Linked DNA regions of Homo sapiens: region 1 is linked to region 2. Evidence: chromatin loops called from intact Hi-C (ENCODE). Cell type or tissue: ascending aorta. All regions are shown on one strand. Links, peaks and the distances in the headings refer to the core of each region. The heading gives the core; the rest is flanking DNA.

Region 1 (10,535 bases), core at 4,658-7,157, 71 kb after region 2:
ATAAAGCCTCTCCTCAGAAGCTGCCCTCAATGTCCTCCTTGGGTAGGGTTATTTTTAATCCCATTTCACCCACCTTAGGTAAAGATAGCGCTCTCAGGATTAAGTTGTTTCTCTAGATGCCCTGGCACTCACCCCTCATACTGCACAAGCTACAAAGGCCACATTTACGCCTTAGAAAGCTGAAAAATCCATATAAGTACCCTGCAAATGCCAAGAACCTGACCTCAAAGACCAATTTAATTGGAATTAACACCTTCACAATGTCGAAAAATAAAATACATTTATATAAAATTTACTTTTCTTTTAGTGAAGTTCTGAAGGGACAAGTAAAGCAAAATATAACCTTATAGCTATTTTTTCACAATACCAAGTAGCTTTTTTTTCTTTAAAAAAAGAGAAAAGTTGCAGTGAAGCAATGATGTCCTTGGCAGTGAAGGACTCAAATTCCAACTCTGTGTCCACAGACAGAGGGGTCAGGTGTTTCCTTATTTAGAGTCATTAAACAACAGGTACAATTCTCCTTCCTCTATTACTTGGGTACATCCTTTAAGCCCCGGCTATGTCTTACACACTTCTGTATTCCCAGAATGGGCAACCACAAAGAAACTGCCAATCATTTCCTCATTGTCCAAAGAACGAAATGTTCTAATGTTGTTTGGTCCCATCTTACAAATTAGCTGGGTTTCAGCTGAGGTCTGGAAATGAAGGATGAACCCCTCAGCCAGTACCCCAGAGCCTGCTAAACCAGAGTCTGGGGGCAAAGGAAGACGATGAAGGGTTTTTAGCGATCCAGCCCCTTGGATCCCAGGAGCAAAGGCCCTGTTCAGGGTTCCAGCGAAGTGCCCCTGGTCAACTGGGATTTCCTAAGGCCCCACTAGTTGGGTGGTCCCTGGAGGCTCTCATTTCATAACAGTGCAGGTATAACTGTCAGCCTCACACGCCTGAAGCGGTACTGGGATTCAAACCTGGGGCCTGCATGCCTCCTGGGCTGGCTCACCTCCCGCTGGCCACATGACCCTCCAAAACGGTGTAGACTCTTGATGGAGAAAAGACTAGAACAGCTGCTCAAGGCAAACAGACATAGGAAGGTGGGAGGTAGGTCACACTGAGAGCTACAGAGGGACCCACAGGCACCCTCCAACCTTCACGCCCTAGTGCAGTGGCAAGGAGCTGGTTAAGGACGGTTAGCAAAAGCACAGCGGAGTCACATCAGGCCTATAGGGAAGAGTGGACAACACAGTGGGAGGGCACAGATGCTGTCCCCCATGATCCGCCACTGGCTGGAGGCAGTGGACTCGCACGTTCCAGCAGCGCCTGAGGAAATCTCACCATGCACAAATGACACACCAAGGCCACAATGGGTCATAAACGCAAAGCTTCAACTTTGCAAACTGGAGCTGCCAAGGACAGAAAAACCACAGGCATGACTGTGATATCCTGAGATAGCCAAGACTAGTGCTTCAGGAGCCACCTGCGGGGAAGAAGCAGTTTTTGCTGTCCCTGTCAACCTGTCAAGCACGGATACTTCACAACTCACATAGCAATGAATTGCCAGAAAGTAAAATAAAACAAAAATACGATACACACCCACATTTTTATTCTTAAGTTCAACATTCAAATTGCTATAAAATCTCTAAACACATTTTCTCAATGTCTCTACTTATCATGAACTGGAAATAAACACGACCTGGGACACAGCAGTGGGTGCATGAAGAGACCTTCCTTCAAAAAAGTCAACATTGTGCTACAATGAGGGATGGGAGGATGGGTCCTGAAGGGAGAGCGTGAGCCGCCCAGCTCTGAGCTGGTCAGTCTCATCTGAAGTGTTGATTAGTTCTGGTCCTTCCCCTTGAAGAGGGCTAGGCAAGACAGGAGAAAGGAAACAGGAAAAAGTGCCACAAACCCCGACAAAGGAAGGATGCCTGAAGGAGCTGGGGGCTGGCTGGGTAATGACACATAACTTCAAACGCAGAGAGACGGAAGTGATTTGCTCTGCGTTACTGACAAGGCCAGAAGGGAGCACAGTCAATGTTACAGGAGGCCCATCTTCTGACCACAGATAAACAGCCTGTCCCTGAGGGTCATGAGTTCCCTTCCCTTTGGTAATCAAGTAATATGACTCTGTGCAAAGAAAACAGTTGAATCAAGGATTCATGCTCCAACCAGGTACGCCATGATGCCTTTCCAAGTCTGCGTGCGCTTGATACTGCCATCTCTCCTGGAAAAACACTCCCGGCAAGGTAGCTGTGCCTGCTGCCTGCTCTGCTGGTTACCTGCCTGCTGCCTGCCCTACCTGCTGTAATGGCGACTGATATGGTTTGCATTTGTATCCCCGCCCAAAATCTCATGTCCATCCCCAAGGTTGGAGGAGGAGCCTGGTGGTAGGTGACGGGATCACAGGGGCAGATGTCCCCCTTGCTATTCTCATGACAGTAAGTTGCCACGAGACCTGGTTGTTGGAAAGTGTGTAGCACCTCCCCTTTTGTGCTCTTTTCCTCCTGCTCCAGCCACGTAAGACTTGCCAGCTTCCCCTTTGCTTCTGCCATGATTTTAAGTTTCCTGAGGCCTTCCAGCCATGCTTCCTGTACAGGCTGCGGAACTATGAGTCAATTAAACCTCATTTCTTTATAAATTACCCAGTCCCAGGCAGTTCTTTATAAGCGGTGTGAGTGTGGACGAATACAGTGACACACACACAGCAGGTAAGTTTTGGTTTTTGTAGGTCTAGTAGAAACTTTGACACTTTACAACAGAAAAGGCAACCATCTGGTCTCATAAGTAAAACAAAAACAAAGACTTTGATAAGTGATTTCACAGTAGCTTCTGGGCAGATAGATGGCAAAGGGAAAGTTGATTACTAACATTGAACTTTCATGGGATGGAAAATTAAAAGAACACAAATATTTCTGTGGGGATTTAACCCCCATGATAAGTAGGAGGAAAACAGAAGTGGGATATAGGTATCCCTGATTAGATATGTCCTTCTAAAAGGCAGTGCAAAGTCATAGACCAATATTGTGTTCTGCTCCTCCACTGCTTATGAAATCTTATGAAAAAGATAATCAACTCTAGCACCCCCAATCAAATAGATATCTGCACAGCCAAGCACACGGTGCCAAGGAAAAACCAGACAGTGGAATGGTTAAGGACATAGGCTTCAGGCTTGACCCCGTACGCCTGATCCCTGATCTATCCCATTACAAGCTGTGTGACCTTGGGCAACTTACCAATATCTGCAAGCCCTGGTTTCCTGGAAAAAAGAAATAGAAAAAATAACACATCCAGAATATTTGCCACAGTACCAGAGAGAGGATAAAAATAACACAGGCTGGGTGCAGTGGCTCACCCCTATCTATAATCCCAGACCTTTGGGAGGCAGAGATGGGCAGACTACTTGAGACCAGAAGTTCAAGACCAGCCTGGCCAACATGGCGAAACCCCATCTCTGCTAAAAATACAAAAATTAGCCAGGTGTGATGGTGCATGCCTATAATTCCAGGTACTCGGGAGGCTGAGGCAGGACAATCGCTTGAACCCGGGAGGTGGGGGTTGCAGTGAGCTGAGATTGGGCCACTGCATTCCAGCCTAGGTGACAGAGTGAGACTCTGTCTCAAAAAAAACAAAAAACAAAAATAATACATAGAAAATATGTGATAAATATAGTTGTTTATATTATTCAAAAAAAATCAGACTTTAAGCCCATACTTGAGGATGATGATGTTTGAGAAGATTTAGGCATTAAAAAGAAAAGCACTGAGAATAAATATATACATATTTATGTATTTTTATTTCCATTTATTTACTTATCTGTCATATTTCATTGATTTTAAGACATGCCCCACTCCCCATTTTAACATTTTAAAAATGCAAACACCTTACGATCAGCACACATGACACATTTAGGGACAATACATAATAATCTTTATTTCAACTGAAAAGCTGTTGTTAAAACTGACTTATGGCATTTCATGATCAAAGAAATTCAATAAGTCCAAAATTGCAGGATACAAATTCTATGTTTTATTATAATAATTCTGAGGAGGAGATTTTGGCATTTGGACAAAAACTTGTTCTCCTCAGTCTCACCAACATTAAACATAAACACACTTCACAGAGACGAATGTACCTCTGTTACTCAGTAGGAGAGATGGTCTTTTTCTGCTTTGATAATCTCATCTGCAAAGGGGAGAACATGAAGGTCCCCACCGCGTAGCATTGGCAGGAGAGAAAATCCAAGTAAAGTCCTCAGCATGATGACCAGCATATAGTAAAAACCTCAGTTTTCTCATTTATAAAATGGGTATCATGAAGGTACCCAATTCACAGAGTCGGTGGAAGGCTGAAGACAAGGGAAGTAAACAGGAAGAGCTTAATCTTTTCCCCACTGCCAGCCTCTGAGTGGTCAGCTTGCAGGCTGTCGAATATGTTAGTTTTACAGTTCTAGCAGGAAATGACATGGGATGGGGGATTAATCACCCTCCCCTCTACTTGTCTGCACAAAGCACACCACTGACAGCATCCCAGGTCATGGTGGCCCATGGTTGGTTGTTGTACCTGTCTGTCTCCCTCCAGGGCTGGGAGCTCCCTGCAGGCAGGGTTGACATCTTGTTCACCTGGTACCCTAATACCCAGCCATGGTCTGCCAATCAACTGTTCATAAAATGGTAAGCGAACAAACAAATTAGTCAAAGTTACTTAGAACATTTAAAGAATAGAGTTTTCAACTGATTCTGTTAGTTACAGAAAGTGTAAACTATTTACTAATATGTAATTAACTACCTAGGATTTAAATAAATAAAGCCAGTTAACAGCAATTTGCCAGATCAATGAAAAGTATTTTCCCAAACCAAATGCCATCTATTTGTTTTAAGTGAATATTCACATGATTTTAAAGACTTAAAAAGATTATAATCTCAAATTTACATAAGTATCGCACAAATCACTTAAAAAAAAAAAACTTACATTCTTAAAAATAATTCTACACTCTAAAACAAAAAAATCACATACCAGCTCATCCAAACAGTGGCTCACATTTAACAGGGTCTTTTGTGTGCTAAACACAATGCCAAAGTTTATATAAGTGTCTTCCAATTTTCACAATGACGCTGAAAACAGAAGAAATGTGGAGAATTTAAACACCATGCCTAAAGCCATGCAGGTGAATAGTAGTCAACACACTGCCTGTTTTACCTCACAAAATATCTCCATAACATAGCTGCTGTTCCTAAGTTCAGAATCATAACCTTAAATGACTTGGAAAACCATTTTAGGTAAATGTCCTATCAGCTGGAACAGTCAAATAAAATTTAAAGAGAGACATTTCAAATGATCTTCGTAACTTCCCACCTCAAGGGTTAAGAGTGGCAGGTACTATCAACAAATTTCTTAAAGAAAATGTAGTCTAATAAAATGTTCTTTAGCCAAAGTATGGGGGGGGGGTGTAGTACTTAAAAATGAAAAACTACAGAATCACTCTTTCACTAAAAATAATAATAATAATAACAACAGTGACAGACTTTGGGAATGGAATTCATTTCCAGGAACTGAGCCCAAATCAACTCTCGGAGATGATGTCATCTTTCAGCTCCTCCACGCACTGCCAAAAGATTAAGGAATCTAGGGCACCCAACAGAAAATCCAAAGCTGTATGTGATCAGCAGATGAAGTCTCATCTGAGGACTGTTTCTAACCCAGAAAATGGGGAGGAGATGAGCTGATACAAGGAGGCCCCCTTGAGCCTCTGTCCATCCAAAAAGGTTCATTCTAGCAGTCAGTGTCCCAGAAAAAACTTTCTTCTGTAAAGGGTCAAACACTACCCAACTCTGCTGATGGGGCTTGGAAGCAGCCACAGACAATACAAAACCCAATGGCCAAGTTCCAATAAAACTTTAATTTTATTTTTTGAGACCGGGTCTTGCTCTGTCGCCCAGGCTGGAATGCAGTGGCACGATCTTGGCTCACTGCAACCTCCACCTCCTGGGTTCAAGCAATTCTCCTGCCTCAGCTTCCTGAGTAGCTGGGATAACAGGTGTGCGCCACCACGCCTGACTAATTTTTGTATTTTCAATAGAGACAGGGTATCCCCATGTTGGCCAAGCTGGTCTCGAACTCCTGGCCTCAAGTGGTCCACCCGCCTCTGCCTCCCAAAGTGCTGGGATTACAGGCGTGAGCCACCAAGACCAGCCTCCAATAAAACTTTATCTGCAAAAGCAGATTGCAGTTCGTCAAGCCCTGCACTAGAAGAGTAGGTTCCCCGCCTGAAGCTTCAGGGACACAGCACTGAAATGGAACCACAACACACATCTTGTGGTGTCCTGGGGCTGGACAGCGTGTATGTGCACTAATGCTGTTGCCATTATCTCCACCAAAAGCTGAGGCTCTGCAGGGCAGGATGGCAAGGAGAGTTTCTAAGATGGCTCATTTCTAAGCATGATTGTTTTTAATTCAGAAATCAGAAAACTATGAAAATAAAAACATTGCTTTTGGAAATTCAACAGTAAATTTAATCACCTACATAAAATTCACATGCAAGTTGTTTCATTTCTAATGCTCAGTTCAACATTGTGTACGGAAGTTTGTAGCCAAGCACATTTTATTTCCTATTTTGCATTTTTCTGAAAGATAATAAATGTTGCTTTTATTTACCATAATTTTGTCATAGGTGCATAATTCCTTCTTCAAAAGCCTGGAGGCTGGACATGGTTAAGAATTAAGAGTTTTGGGGAATGGAGAATGATAACACAGTGTCCACATCAATGAACACAGATGTGCAGGGCCCAGAGGGAGCTCCATAAACCCCATCCCACTTCCCAGGCAGACCCTGTGTTCGGCAAAGCTCTGGACTCTGCCGTGGCATAATAAATGAGGAAATTTCTTGCTTCAGACCTTTTGATTTTAAAAATGGCAGACAATGAGCTATAGGACCCTACTAACGGAGCCCCCCCCGAAGACCAAGGCAGCCGGCCCTCTCTCCCCCCGTTGTCCCATTTTATTTGCTTCAGAATTAGTATCATTATTCACAGCTATCTCACTTGCCAGTTGTTCCATGTCTGTCTCCTCCACTGGAATCCAGGAGCCCCAAAGATCTGTCTGCCGAGCTCAAAGCTGGCTCCCTAGCCCAAAACATGTGCCTGGTACCTGGCTGGTGCTCTATCAAAGAATTAAAGATCACAGCCCTTGACTCAGCTTCTAAAGGATGACCAGGCGCCGGGTAATTTAGACATATTTCCTCTAATCCCTGCTACAACCCAGATACCACTAACCCTTTTCTACCAAAACTTCGGTATGGAAACTGCGGTAGGGAAAGTTGCAGGATTTCTCCAAGGTCAGAGAATTATGATGTGTCACATTCTAAAGGAAAAACTTAAGTCTTAAAAGTGAAGTGGGTCATCCCCAACCTTGCCAGAACCCCTCCCCAACTGCTGCCCTCCAACAGCAGGATGATTAAATGCATACAGTAATTTTGGTGCTTCTGTGCATATTTTAAAAATCACATCAGTGACTCACGGACTGAACCATCTATCTAATCCAAGCCACTGCTGCAAGTGAACAGCTAGAATTAGAAAATTATTTGTATGTTGAAGGTTTTAAGAATAAATTTTTCTCTATAAAACTCTGGAGATTTATCTAATTATTATAATATAATTACGACTGCTCAAGACTGGAACCCATTGTAAATCATCCCATATTCTGAGAAATTCTGGAACTGTCATCTTATTTTCCAGGAACAAGGGACATATGCCGCCAAGTCTTGCTGTCAAATTTTTTAAAGAGTAAGACAGTGCTTTCAAATGGCCCTGAGAAGCAATGAGTATTTCCTCAAAGCATGACAGCACATAGCAGGGAAAGCCCACCCTTCCTTCCTGACTTCCTGGCTCCAGGAAAGCAGCCTGGGGCATCGGTGACTACAAACACCTAACAAGGCCATCAAGGGAGGAACTGACACAGCTTGTAAGTCTGCCACTTCTGTAGGTACCAGCAGGAAACTGGAAATGCCAGGAAGGGAAGGGAAGCTGACAGAACCTCTGTGGCCATTATCTGGCCCTAAAAGCCTATTCTATACCCAGCCGAGGACAGCACTACGAAAATGACCTCAAGAGAGACTTTCCCTTGGGGATGTTCTTTGAGCTCACTGACTGCACTCTCTTGGGACTGAGTAGGAAGTGGCAGGCAGGGGTGAAGGGTGCAGTCGGGCCCGGACAACTAGCTAACACTAACTGGCCACACGAGAACTGGACTTGTGACCTGTGGGTGCAGCACAGAGCTTTAATCAATGGGGGGAGGCAACCACAGCCTCTTTAAGAACAAGAAGACAATTATGCAGAGGGAGAGGCAGATGCCTGTTCCAGAGCTCACAAACTACACAGACTCAGGGGTCACCACCAAACTTTGCAGTTCGCTAAGGTTTTAATCCTCTTTTCTGGCTTGTAACCAATTTTGGCTTTGTGTCACATTCGACGATTAGAATGAACGGTATTCCTAATCTTCAGCCTTTCTTCGAAGGCTTGCTTCACTTAGATACCAAAAAAAAAAAAAAAATGTTCAAAGGCATCTTTTTGCAGCCATAATGCTGTAGGCAATTTCTCATCACAGTAGCTAAAAAGAGACTTCACAGACTAAGAGAGAAAATAAGTTCAAAGAAGTGCAAAAAGCTGACCACAGCCTGAACATATAAAAGGACTTCCAAACCTAGGACTGCTCCAGCCGAAAAGTCACAGGCCTGGGAGAGATGGTGTAAGTACTTCCAATGACAAATCACGAGTAAGGATGAACCAGGATTCGCGAATCAAATCTAAAGAACCAAAGACCATCCCCTAACAATGAATCTGTCTACACCAAGTGAAAGTTCAAATAAAATCTGTTTCAGAAGATGAAGGGAACTTGCAGATGAAACTGTTCTAGCAGCCCATGAAGAAGAGCTAGAGAAAGTGAAGGAACAGAAATGAACTTGTTCTCCCACAAAATTCCACCTAGGGCTCTCAGGAAAGGAAAGAGCCAATCTGTGGAGAGGACTCCCTCTAGAACATCTGTTAAGACACCAAGCCCTTTCTCCTTCCCACTCCCTCACGCGTGAGCACATGTGTCCAGGTGAATGTCCCGACAACCACCATCACTGCAGAACCCGTCATCAGGAGTGTCTGGCCCGACCCAGAAGGTGAAAAACACAGTGAGTGCTTGCTTCATTCCAAACACGGAAGCCCGGCTCTCAGGGGGCAACTCTGTACTACAACCAAACTCTTTTAGAAAAGTACGCACAGTCAAACGGGAATATGACCACGCTATCTTACAAGGCAAAGCAAGACACAGAAGACCGAGGCAGAAAGGGCAGTGGGCCTCTGCACCATGGGACTTGTCACCAGCCCCTGCTCCAGCGTGTCCTAGTGACCTGAGAGCTACAGAAACGATCCATGGCTGCTGGCGACATGTGTGCCCTGGCCCTCGACCAGCACCATCGGGCCAGGATCAGATATATGTGCTCGCCCATACCTGGTAGTACGGATGGTGCAAAAAGGAATCTGGGCAGCCGGCTAAAGCCATGGGTTCCTTCTGCCTTCTTCAAATTACATTTACTGCGCTGCAGCACCTGGAATAAAGACAGACTGTGAGAAGCCAAGCCAGAAAAAAAAAAAAAAATCCACTACTTATGGCTGGTTCAAGTGTGACATGTCTGAATGGGCAGCTCTTGGTCTTAGCTTGTAGGTTCAGTAAGGACACTTGCTCGGGGCACCAGCTTTTTGCTGACATGCAGAGATGGTCCCCAACTATGGTGCCCTGAGAGGTCATCTGTGAGGTCAAAAGTCTGTGGGGTAGAAGGGTGCCCAGAGTGGTGAGGGTGACATCAGACCCTCTAAATTTAACTCACACATTCCCAGCACTCTCCTGCACTGCCTCACCCTTCTTCCCTATACCATCTATTAACACCCTGCAAACTTCATCAAGCTTTCGCAAATAGGGATTCAGACAAATTCCAAAGAAGCCCAGAAGGGGTTGTGTGTGTGTGTTTGGGGACAGGACCACAGAACATCATTTGAGTGAACACTAGCTCCACAAGCCATAGAACAAATCGGAATTCTCAGTGGACATCCAACCTGACAAACTCATTACATACTCTCCCCTGTGGGCCACGGCACCTAGTACCGAATAAAATGAGGGATATTAATTCTAACAATCAGAATAACAACAACAAAAATCAAGACAAGACCCTGTTATGGGATGAACTGTATCCTCCCAAAGTTCCTAAGCTGCAGCCCTAACTCCTAGTACCTCAGAATGTGACTGTATTTGGAAGGAGGGTCTTTAAACACGTCACTAAGTTAAAATGAGATGATGAGGGTGGGCCCTAATCCAATACAAGCGGTGTTTTTGTAAGAAGAGAATATTAGAACACAGACTTGTACAGAGAGAAGACCATGTCAGGACACCTTGAGAAAATGAACATCTGCAAGCCAAGGAGAGAGGCCTCAGGAGAAACCAAATCGGCCGATACCTTTGATCATGGACTTCCAATATCCAGACTGCGGGAAATGGATTTCTGC
Region 2 (10,535 bases), core at 3,947-6,446:
ATGAGAGCACACACTGCTAGTATTGCAGACACCCGTTAAGTACCTGAGACCTGGTGGGCTGGGCAGCAAGCTTCTAGGTTCCCATCAGGGCCACGGTTATGGCAGGGGCAAATCTGGTTCTCTTTAGTCTCTATGGCATAAAAGTTGTTCACCTACAGAACAACTTCGGTTTCTATAGAAGCAACCTGTCCTTTATTAGGGGAACTCCAAATTACACCAAAGAGGGTGGACACAGAATAAGAGAAGAACGCCTTCCAGGGACTTGGGCCACTGAACTGACTGCTAATAAAAGAACAAACAATGCCTTTGAGGGAGATGGCCATACAGCGTCACCAGAGAAAGAGACAAGCCACATGCACCAGGTATGTGTCCAGAGACCAGGTCATTCCAGAGTGGGAGGAGAAGGATTCTGAGACTTCCGCTGCTTGCTAACAACCAAGCCCTCCGATCAAATACCTGAAAATCTTAATAGCATGAGATTGGTCAAAGCAGACACCACGCAGACTTCGCTGAGACGGCAGATTTTTCTATCAAAATGTTTCTTTTTACCCATCCCCTTCGTTTTCTTTGCCTCATCCTTTGGCTTATTGCACACCAGGTTTAGTTTGACTCAGAATTATCAGCATGGAGATAATTCACTCTTGATCCTCCAATGGCCCAGTCTTCTTTGGATTCCTGCCCTCAACAACACAATTCACTGTGGTCAGAATTCACATTCCCAAAGCTGTTCCTAGTTATGCTCTTGGTACCTACTAGAATCTTACTGGAATACAATGAAGAATTTTTGTCCCCTCTCATGTAACTGGTTACAAAGGAGGTGAGCAACTGCTGAGTGCAATATACCAGGGCCCACTTCACACTCCCCCCTGCTGGCCTCTGTGCCCTTCTTCAGCTGGCCCCAGTACGATGAGGAGCAAGGCATCTTCCTGGGCACGGGCAGCAGGCAGGCACCGTCTTCCTAGGCACTGTCAGCCCTAGGCCGTGGGCCCCAGTGCATGCTCCGAGGGAGGACTGTGTGGTGGGGCAGCAGGAGGTAGCCACAGCAGGAAGAGTCTGTGCTGTGCTGCAGCACCGCCCATGAAGCCGGGAACAGCCACAGCATACATAAGGGCTTGCACAAGAGGAGTACAACTAATCTCCCACAGCCTCCAGACGCTATTGCACTAAAAGCTGTTTGTCTCGGCCAGCCCCACCCGCTGCAACTGGGACAGCCAAGAGAGTGGGGGACTCAGGAAGAGATTTCAGGTCTGACATTTTCATCTCATAGGAAACAGCACACAACAAGTGCAGGTGTGTGTACACACGTGCAGCTTAGGCTCTGCACAACTGCCCTGCATGTGTTCCAAGCCACAACCCTCCCCAGGCAGGAAGAGCCCTCCCAGCCCTCTGAGTTCTCCCACACTCCTCCCCTTGGAAATTGCCAGAGACCACTTCAGCCGCTGGCCTCCCCGGGCTGGTGAAACGATGCATCGGGAAGAGACTTAAGTTTTCCTTCCACACGCTTCACCACTGTTCACAGGGTCCATGACTAGCCACCCCTGCCATCCCCCAGGTGGCTACATGAAGAAGCTACCCAAGTAAAGTTGGTAGATCAAAAAGGGACCTCTGAAGTACAGGCTGGAAGGGGCTCACAATGATAACAAGATCTTCCTCTTGAACTGTAAGTGATTACAGACACTAATATAAATCCAGCTAGAAGTGTAACCATGCGGCTGTCACTGTGCTTGAGACCATGAGGTCTTTATTCCCTTGTGTTCCGTCTTCTCGGGAACCTTTCACAGTATGCTGAGGCTCAAGGGCTGAAGGCTCAGGAATCCCCCGCCCTCGGATGACGTTTATACACAAGGAAGCTGAGCATGGAAGAGACAACCCCCTTTGCACAGTGTGTTCTGCCAACAGAATTATGAGTATTCCATGGCTTTTGGAAAGAAGGAAGGAAGCAGCAGCATGTCCCCAGCTTCTCCTGAAGTGTGGGGAATGCCTGGGGATGCCTAGGGCACCACGGGGTCCCAGGGAGGTGGCTCTGCGAGTGTTTCCCATGGCCAACAGCACCAGCTCAGAGCGTGCCTTGATCCCGAGTTGTGAAAAACCAGAGACAGATCAGTTGATGGCAATAAATATTCTCCTGCCTTCAGGTGGCCGCTGCCAAGCCTCACAGAGTCCCAGGCAAGGGCACCTCTGCAGAGCTTGCCCTGGTCTGGCCTTAACAGACGAGGTTCTGGTCAACAGGGAGAATTACTGTGGGATGACCTGGTCAGTTCTGTTTTCTGTGAGGTTTCTCCTCTAGAAAGAGCTCACTGCAGCATCAGTGCATGTTAAGAGGCACATTTTTGATTCTAAGCAGGGGTTTTTCTTTGTTTAGCATTTTATTTTGAAATAATTTTATTTTGAAATAATTTGTTTAGCATTTTTACAAAAAATGTGCAAAAAGCAATACAAAAACTCTCTGTATATATTCTTCACCTTAGTACTCCAAATATTAACATTTCACCCCATTCGCTTTATCAAATTCCCATTCTCTTTCCCTACCTACCTAGGAGAGTGGGTTGCAGACATCTCGCCCCTTTCCTGCTAGATGGCTTTGTGTATATTTCCTACAAACAAGAACACTCGCATAACTACAGTACAATGATCAAAATCAGGAAATTAACACTGATATACTACCATTAGCTAATTTACAGACCTCATCCAAATTTAGCCAAGTGTCTGACTCCTGTCCTTTTAGAAAAGGGAAAAAAAACAAAAACAATGTTGTTCTTGGTTCATGATTCAGTCCAGGACCCAAGCTGCGTTTGACTGCCTTGGCTCTTTAGTTCCTCAGATTTGGGTTTTGTTTTTGGCTTTTGTTTCTGTGGGGGTCTTCTATGACCTCAAAACCCGAGGTCATTCTCTAGAATGTCTCTTGGTTCTGGTTCAGCTGACGTCCCTTTGAGATTAGCTGTAGAGATGCTGTGTCCCCCTGGGTGCCACAGCTCAGGAGCCACACAATGCTGCCCTGACCCTTTTTTGGTGACATCAGTGTGGCTCACCTGGGAAGAGTGTCTGCCAGGTGTTTCCACACACGTAAGTTATTATTTTCCCCTGGCCCTTCATGCTGGCTCCTGTGTCTTTATGCCATGTCCCCTTCATTCTTTAAGCATCTCCCAGGCAGCCCTGGCTCCTTTTATTGGAGAATGGTATCTAGAAATGACCTGAGCGTTAGGTTGAACGTATATTTAAAGACAGAGGAAACACAGAACTGCAAGTTGTCTTACAGACCATGAAAACTATGAGAAATCAATAAATCACATCTTACCAATTTTACTTAGATGCACTCAGCTGTCCAACTTCACTCCACTGCCCTAGTCCAGATAACACGTCAGCATCTCCTGCACCTGCATCCCAACCGGCTATCCCACACCTCCTCCAGCCCAGTCCATCCTTCACACTGCAGCAGGCAAAGCAAAGTACAAAGCTGCTTTCCCCTCTCTGCCAGAGACCTCCTTTGCCCTGGAGACCAATCTCTTCCTGGGACACCTAAGGCCCTGGCTTCCTAGGCGCTGCCTCCTCTATACTATCTCAGCCACCATCCAGGGTGCCTGTGCCTTCCTCAACTGTCCTCATTCCCTCTTTCTGGAACACTGTATGCCTTCCAAGGCACTTAAGGATTCCTCATCTTCGGCCCCACTGATAGCTCTCCCCACATGATGGAATGTCCTGGCAGCATGTTGGAAACTGTCTGTGATAATGTGCCTCTATAAGGTGATTAGCATTGGTTTCTCTCACTGGGTTATGGGCTCCCAGAGGGCAAGGCTGTGTCTGCCCTGCCAGCCTCAGACCCCAGCACCCAGGCAGTACCTGCATGTAGAAACCACCTAAAATCTATCAGTGAATGGGCACAAGAGAGGAACAGAGGACAGTAAGGGCGTTATTTCCTGACTGTGTCCTGGTAGGGGAAGTTGGAACCCTGAGGAGACAGGCGCGGGCTGAGCGCAGAGTGTGAGATGTGCACACATGTGAGGGGTTTAGACAAGCAGACCCAAGGTCCTTGCTTGCTATCGGTCACTCTGATCCTCCGTCCCAGGGCGATCCTGTGGACTTGAGACCATGTCAGGGAGGCAGCGGCAGTGAGCTGTGCTGCACAGCTGAAAAAGACAGGATGTGTAACTACTGGAACAATACATGCTGGAGATCTCTAAGCTCATAAGGTCAGAGACCCGATGTGGTGACTATGCAGTAGCCTATGCAAACGCCACTAGACTCTCTTCTTCCTTCATCCCTGTCACTGCAGGGCCACACAGGCCTGACTTGTCATAAAATTACTATACACCCAGAAATAGCCACGGAAAAGCCAGAGGGCTTGCTAAGGTGTCTGCGGTATTCTGAAGACACAAATCCTGGAGTCCCTGCAAACAGCTGCTGACCACCTGGGACACAGAGTTCCACCCCTGCTGGGGAAGGCAGGCTTCCAAAGCCACCGTGTGCTACCATGCGGTGCCTCTGAGCCACTCTCTCATTAGGGAGAATGCAGAGGTGGAGAAAGGCTCCAGGAATGGGGTCAGGGCTCGGAAGTCCCGAAACTCACTCTATCCCGGATGTGGTAATCAACATAAGCAGGTCTTTGCAGACAGATATAGCAACACACATCCTGAGCTATAAAACATCCTCAACCTTTTAGTAGGAATCTGACTTCTAGGGTCTACCCTGGGGAAAGGATTCAAAATGTGGCAACAGCTGCACTCCAGGCACCCAGTGAAGCATCATTTATAGCACAGACACTGGACGACAATGCAAATTATCTGGTCACTGTGAAGTAGGTAAATATGGCACAAATCGGTACTCATCAATGTAGGTATCAGCTATCATGAGTGTTTTTTAGGAAGACCACACTAAGAAACACAGAAAATACTTATGAGATGTTAAATAACTGAAAACATATCTAAAATTATATCCACCTTTACTAAAACCTGATAAAATGCCGAGGGGCCAGGAACTCGACCAAACTCTGGGCAGATGGAAAGAGCTGACTTTGTTTTTAATACTGTTACAATACTGTTTTTGTGCCAGTTCAATGGTCAGAGTCAAAAGGGCAGTCACACTTAGGCTCCAAGGTTAAATGAAGAAGAAAGCAATGTTGCTTCCCACTTCCTCGAGTGTCTGTGATGTTCCCGCGGCTCCTGGCATGGCAACACTGCTTCTCATTCCCTTCCAGGATTCTGCAGAGAGACCAGGGACTGTGTGAGCGGAAACACTACCCGTGAACAAAAAGAGAGGAATGTGCGCCGGTACATGGTGTTCCCATTTAAATCTTTTCGGGGATTTCCTCATATAAATAAATCTGAAGATGCCAGGGTTCTATAAATAGGGCTAGAAACTACTGCCCTGATTCTAGAGAATCTCTGTTGTAAGATGACAGCGAAGATGCTATTTTAGGGCAAAGTAAAAGATAAACCATGTTAGTCATTAGCATTTGGTTCTCTCAGGGACCAAAAAATAAAAATCACCAGCAGAGGGTATGTACTTGTAAACCTTCCCACACAGGGACTATGTCTGTGCTCTCTTTCCTAGAAATGTCCAGACTTGGCACCAACAGCAGAGGGAGGATGTTTACCAAATTCTCTTGTGAATTTTTTGGATTTTCAAAACACTTTCACTTGGTTTCCTCCACTAATTCTTTTTTTTTTCTTTTTTACATTTTTATTACTCAAACTACTTGTCCTTCAGCCAGTTAAGAGACTGAGGCGAGAGCCTAAGGAAAGAAAAACAGAAAAGACATGGAGGAAAAGAGATGGCCATTGTCCAGGCAGTGGCCTAGATGGCCCATCTCATCTTGGGTCTCAACCAAGACCCAGAGGCCTAACACTTCTCGACTGTAAACTCTAGAACACTTTATCCTAAACTGGGTGGACCTGCCACATGCGCCTATTGCAGGAGAAAAGAAAAGTCCCTCCGTGGCTGCTCACAGGTATAAATAAAGCGCCAATGTCCACGTTCAGTGAGTGTAACAGGCTTCTCCAGTGGGTGAACTGTGGATTCCTACTCAAAACCAAACACAAACCAGCAGGCTGTTTGCTCGCAGTCATTTATGGCAGAAGCTGTCAGGTAGGTAAATTGGGGAAAGTGCATTGTCTAGTGGTTCCCCCTTACCTGATGAAATTTCGAGTCAAAGCAGCAGCAAGAATTAGCAAATCAGTTTGCCAAGGAAAATTACTTCCTGTTGCTAGCAAAATAGGCGGTCTCTGTGAAAGCACTGATGGCCACCGATAACCAATGACTGCACACTGCCCTTGCCTTTGAGTCCACAGGAGCCTCACGTAGATGGCCACAGGTGGGCAAGGCACAGACTTAGATTTTTGGCAAAACTATGGTGATTCTTCCTGTGAAAGACGTATATAATTTAAGTGCTCACATTTCCAATGCTCTTGACAGCTATAGATATCAAGAGGTATTCAATGCTACAGTAAAATATCTGTTTTAGGCCCCTCAAATTCAGAGGTTTATATTTTAAAAGATATTTGTACTCCGGAGAAACACTAGTAGTTGGGATTTCACATAAGATTCCTGCACTGATTTCCTGTGTCATATTTAGCCAAACAAGTGGTCTGCTCCAGGTCACGACTGCCTCGCTGCAATTGCATCACTTGCTCTGATGCAAACACGGGAACATGCAGGTGCCGTCACGTCGGGCCTTCGGGATTATTCTCAGACTGCAGGGGCTGCGGTCCCTAGAGAGCTGTGAGAGACCTCCGCTTTAGCAAAGCTGCCAGAAAAGTCTAAAAAAGTGAGGATGACATTCACCATTTTAAAAATAATCATGGGCAATTTAGCACCCTTTCCCAAAGTGCGTTCTGTGTAAAGTTTACAGGTGCTGTCTCTAAAGCACTTCTGTGATCACAAATGTTTCAGATGCTCTAGCTTAGCTTGAGTGAATAGGTAGGTTTTCTTTTTCTGTAAGATTTTTCAGATCCTCTAAAATCAAACGGGAAATGTAGAATTGCCAAGAAAACGATAGACGATGCCAAATTTCCCAAACTTACTGAACCTGCATGGCTTTTTCCCCCTCAGGACAACTCAGGTAACTGGCATTCTAGAAAATGAGAGGTAAAAAACGTGAAGAGATCTCAGTCACCTCAGCAACGCCAGAGGAAGACTGAAACCCAGAAAGCTAGACCCTACTCAAACCACGGAGAGCTGAGGGAGCCTAGCCAAGCCCCCCTTTGAAAAAAACATGTCCTGGCCACCCTGCTGTTAAAGCCTTGGCTCAAATGCAATGCTCACAGTCACCGAGGACACCCGAACCTGCCAACGCTCAAGGCTGGACGCAGGGCTGCTCCCAGGTCGCTCTGGGTCCTGCACCTATCTCCCATGCTGAGCTAAGCAGCTGTGCAATAGTGTGTGTGCCCACGTCTCTTCTCCGGGTAGCCCAAGTCTTGGAAGGCAGACAGTAGAGCAAACTCATCTCTGTCTAGAGCCTGTCCAGGACAGCCCCTCACCTAGAGGAGCATATTACAGGACCATAAGGTTAGAACATCCATCCTTCAGTGGTGGCCACGCCGGAGGGCATAAATGATGGTGAGCAATGCAATGGGATCTGCTACATGTGTGGGTTTTGCTTGCACGGTTTCAGGGATTCACGCGTCCCCTCATAAGTAATTGAATGACAAGTTGAGAGTTCACTTAGGCGTACTGAAATGCATTTCTGTCGTCTGGGGCACTGCTGTGGCACACTGAGAAGACAGCTAGAAGCTCGGGTCCTGAGTCTAAACCCACTTTTTGTGATGTATTTGTCAATGACCTTGGAAGATGACTTTATCCTCCCTGGGCCTCAGGTTCCTTAAGAGCACATGTCTCGTGGTCACTCCTGATGAAGGCAGTGATCACGTGGCAAAGGGGTGGGGCACAGTAGTGGTGCCGCGTTCATGCAGTAAAGGGGCATGGGGGCACAGCTGCGGTGCCGTGTTCACGTGGGAAGTAGGGGGTGCAGCCATCATGCCGCGTCCACAGGGGAAGTGGCAGGGAGGCGCAACTGCGGTGCCGCATTCAAATGGGAAGTGGGGGTGCAGCCATCATGCCACAACCACAGAAGTGGGGGGTGCAGCCGTGGTGCTGCATTCATGCAGGAAGGGAGGTAGGGCACAGCCATGGAGCCATGTCCATGCAGGAAGTGGGGTGGAGTGGACGTCCTGCCACGTTCACACGGCAAGAGGGGAGGCAGCCGTGGTGCAGATTTGACTGTCCTGAGCTCCAAGACACAGAGACATCAGCAGGGCCCCGCCTCCTCAGACAGAGCAGGAAATGGAAGTTTCCAGAGATGCTGCCACACATCAGCGCTGGAGCTGGGTTCTGCCCCAGCACCTTCCAAGTGCCGTGGGCAGGAGCTCCCCCTCCACACCGTGGCCTCTCGGTGCAGACGGGAAATGGTTACAGGCAGGTGGCTTCCGTTGGGAGACAGGAGCCACGCAGTAGCAGAAGGAAAGGAGTTAGAGATGCAGGTGTGAGGGGGGCCGAGGACAGAGGATTTTAACTTGAAAATGGCGGGATGAGTTGAAGTGCACCTCATGCTGACTCTTGCGTGCGTGAAGCCACAAGGGACCATCCTGTGATGGCGCAGCATCTTATCCATCCCGCCAGGGCCAAGGCCCTGGGGGCTGCAGACCCAACCCACTGCAGCCAGCACCCCTCAGGGTCCCCAGCACTCAGGGTAAACTGCAGTTAGGCTCAGGCCCCAATGTCTTCTGATCTCCAAAGGCACCAGAAAAGGTGACACGGGCAGACTGTGGAGGTGCTAAGAGTAACAGGGCTTGCCAGCGGGTGGAAGGGGCTAAAGGATGGAGGAAGTCCATCCTCAGCAAGGCCCACCAGCAAACTGCTCGGGACAGGCCCAGTTGCAGACACACATTTGCAGGAGAGAGCATTCTCTCCGTGCAATACATTCTGTGAAACAACCTGCACTGGGAGGCCAGGACTAGTTTTTCTCAGCAAAGATGGTCTAACATATTGCATGCAGTTAAAGCCTCAGGAGACCTAATTTTGATCATTAGTAAATAATTGTATGCACAAACCCTTATCCAAAGTGATTACTGTGGTTCCAGAAAATTAATTTTTAAAATTAAGCAGAGGGAGAAGAGCTGATTGGAGCTAAGACAAGATTTATGTCCTATTACTAACAGGGTTAAACTATGTGACTAATTGTGTTTGAATAACAAATGGAAAAATGTGCTCTAAAAACTCATTATGTAGCTGCACGAGAATCTTTATTGGCTGAAGGAAAGTGTGGCCTGTCAAAGTGCCCACTGAGCTTGTCTTAAGTTCATAAATAAACAAGTTCCTAATAGCATTACTATACTTTTTCTTCACCGGCACTCTTCTCTAGGGTGCCCCTGGGGACACCCCGCCCTCTTGTCTCAGCACCTCTGCACATTTACTGTAGGAGTCAGTTCTCTGCCTGCTCTTGGTTTCTGCTTCTTCAACATGTGAATCTGTTCTTGGCATCACACACCACAACCAACTCACTGGGGCCTGTGGGGTCAGTGCGCCCCACATGTTGCCTCAGTTGCCCTTGCCACCACTTCACATTTCTGCATACCTGGCTTACCCACCCGTATATGGAACAGCTGCTTCTGGGTGACAAGCCCAACTCTGGTCTCACCAGCTGCCGTTGTGGAGAGAGGACAAGTGCCGTGACACAGGACGAGGCTGTGGTGGCTGCTGTCTCCGGCCCTAGACTTCCTGTTCTGCAAAAGCAACTCTCCTTACAATAGAGACCAGACAGATTTGGTTTTATTTCTTGCAGCCAAAGGCATCCTGAAAGCAGGTGAAGCACAGTGTCCCACGCTTGCCAGGAGAAGGACTCCCCACATCTCAGCAGCTGGTGTTACTACTGTCATTACCTGCAATGTTGTGGAGTTGGAGTCTGGCCCCATGCCCAGGTGCCTTGACCTTCTCAGTTGAAGACCAAGCCCCTGGCAGTCCCAGGCTGGTGCATGGCAGGAGGGGCAGCTTCCTGGCAGTGGAGGTGCTGTCCTTAAAAGCCCCTGGGCCTCCTTTTCAGAGAGGTCTTCCTCTCCGATGGTCATGACCCAGGATGTGCGAGGCACAATCAGGAAACCGAGGCTCCCTGATAAGTGGAATGAAAGTCTGCCAATACCTCCAAGAAATGAAGGGTTATTCAGAATTGGATGCTAAGCTCCTCCACTGCCTGCACAAATCCATCTCCTTTCAGCAGCAAATGCCAGTGTGTGCTGCATTTGGGGGGTGATGCTTCAGCCCCAGGCAGGAGGGGGGACAGACTCAGAGTGTCTTCTCCAAACTCAGCAGAGTGCTGACCTCAGAGGTCTGGGAGGGGCAGGAAGAAGACTAAGGCTTTGGGCTCATCTAGATTGAGTACAATTTCCTGCCTGTACCTCTAGTTGGCTGTGTGACTCCAGCCAAAGTATTTCACCTTGTGGAGCTTCAGGACCTTGGTTTCACCATATGAAAATAGTCTCTCCCTTGCAGCATGTGGAAGTGCTGTGAAAATTAAATGTGTAGTAACCACCAACGGATGCTAAAAAACA

The links. Peaks named below come from ENCODE experiments on the same cell type or tissue, not always from the same donor. Only the 100,000 strongest peaks of a DNase experiment are listed, where the experiment ranks them.
Region 1: it touches region 2 in a loop (8-fold over the local background); 4 of 110 quality-filtered maps call a loop at or near these places.

Annotation. Positions count from the first base shown.
Region 1 is chr7:50,722,786-50,733,320 of GRCh38, forward strand. GRB10 (growth factor receptor bound protein 10) reads right to left here. Exons shown (of 19, transcript NM_001350814.2): 4 at 9,487-9,583. The coding sequence starts at 9,537. Among named protein-coding and RNA genes, the nearest start is that of GRB10, 55 kb to the right of the region's middle. RefSeq lists an enhancer at 3,554-3,723. In ascending aorta, for the core only: no CTCF peak of the experiment used is centred there; no DNase peak of the experiment used is centred there; H3K27ac peaks cover 1,824 bases.
Region 2 is chr7:50,652,235-50,662,769 of GRCh38, forward strand. The region is part of intron 7 of GRB10 (growth factor receptor bound protein 10); the gene reads right to left. Among named protein-coding and RNA genes, the nearest start is that of DDC, 92 kb to the left of the region's middle. RefSeq lists enhancers at 653-1,283, 7,186-7,355. In ascending aorta, for the core only: a CTCF peak has its summit at 5,495; DNase peaks (open chromatin) are centred at 5,197 and 5,557; H3K4me3 peaks cover 586 bases; H3K27ac peaks cover 2,500 bases.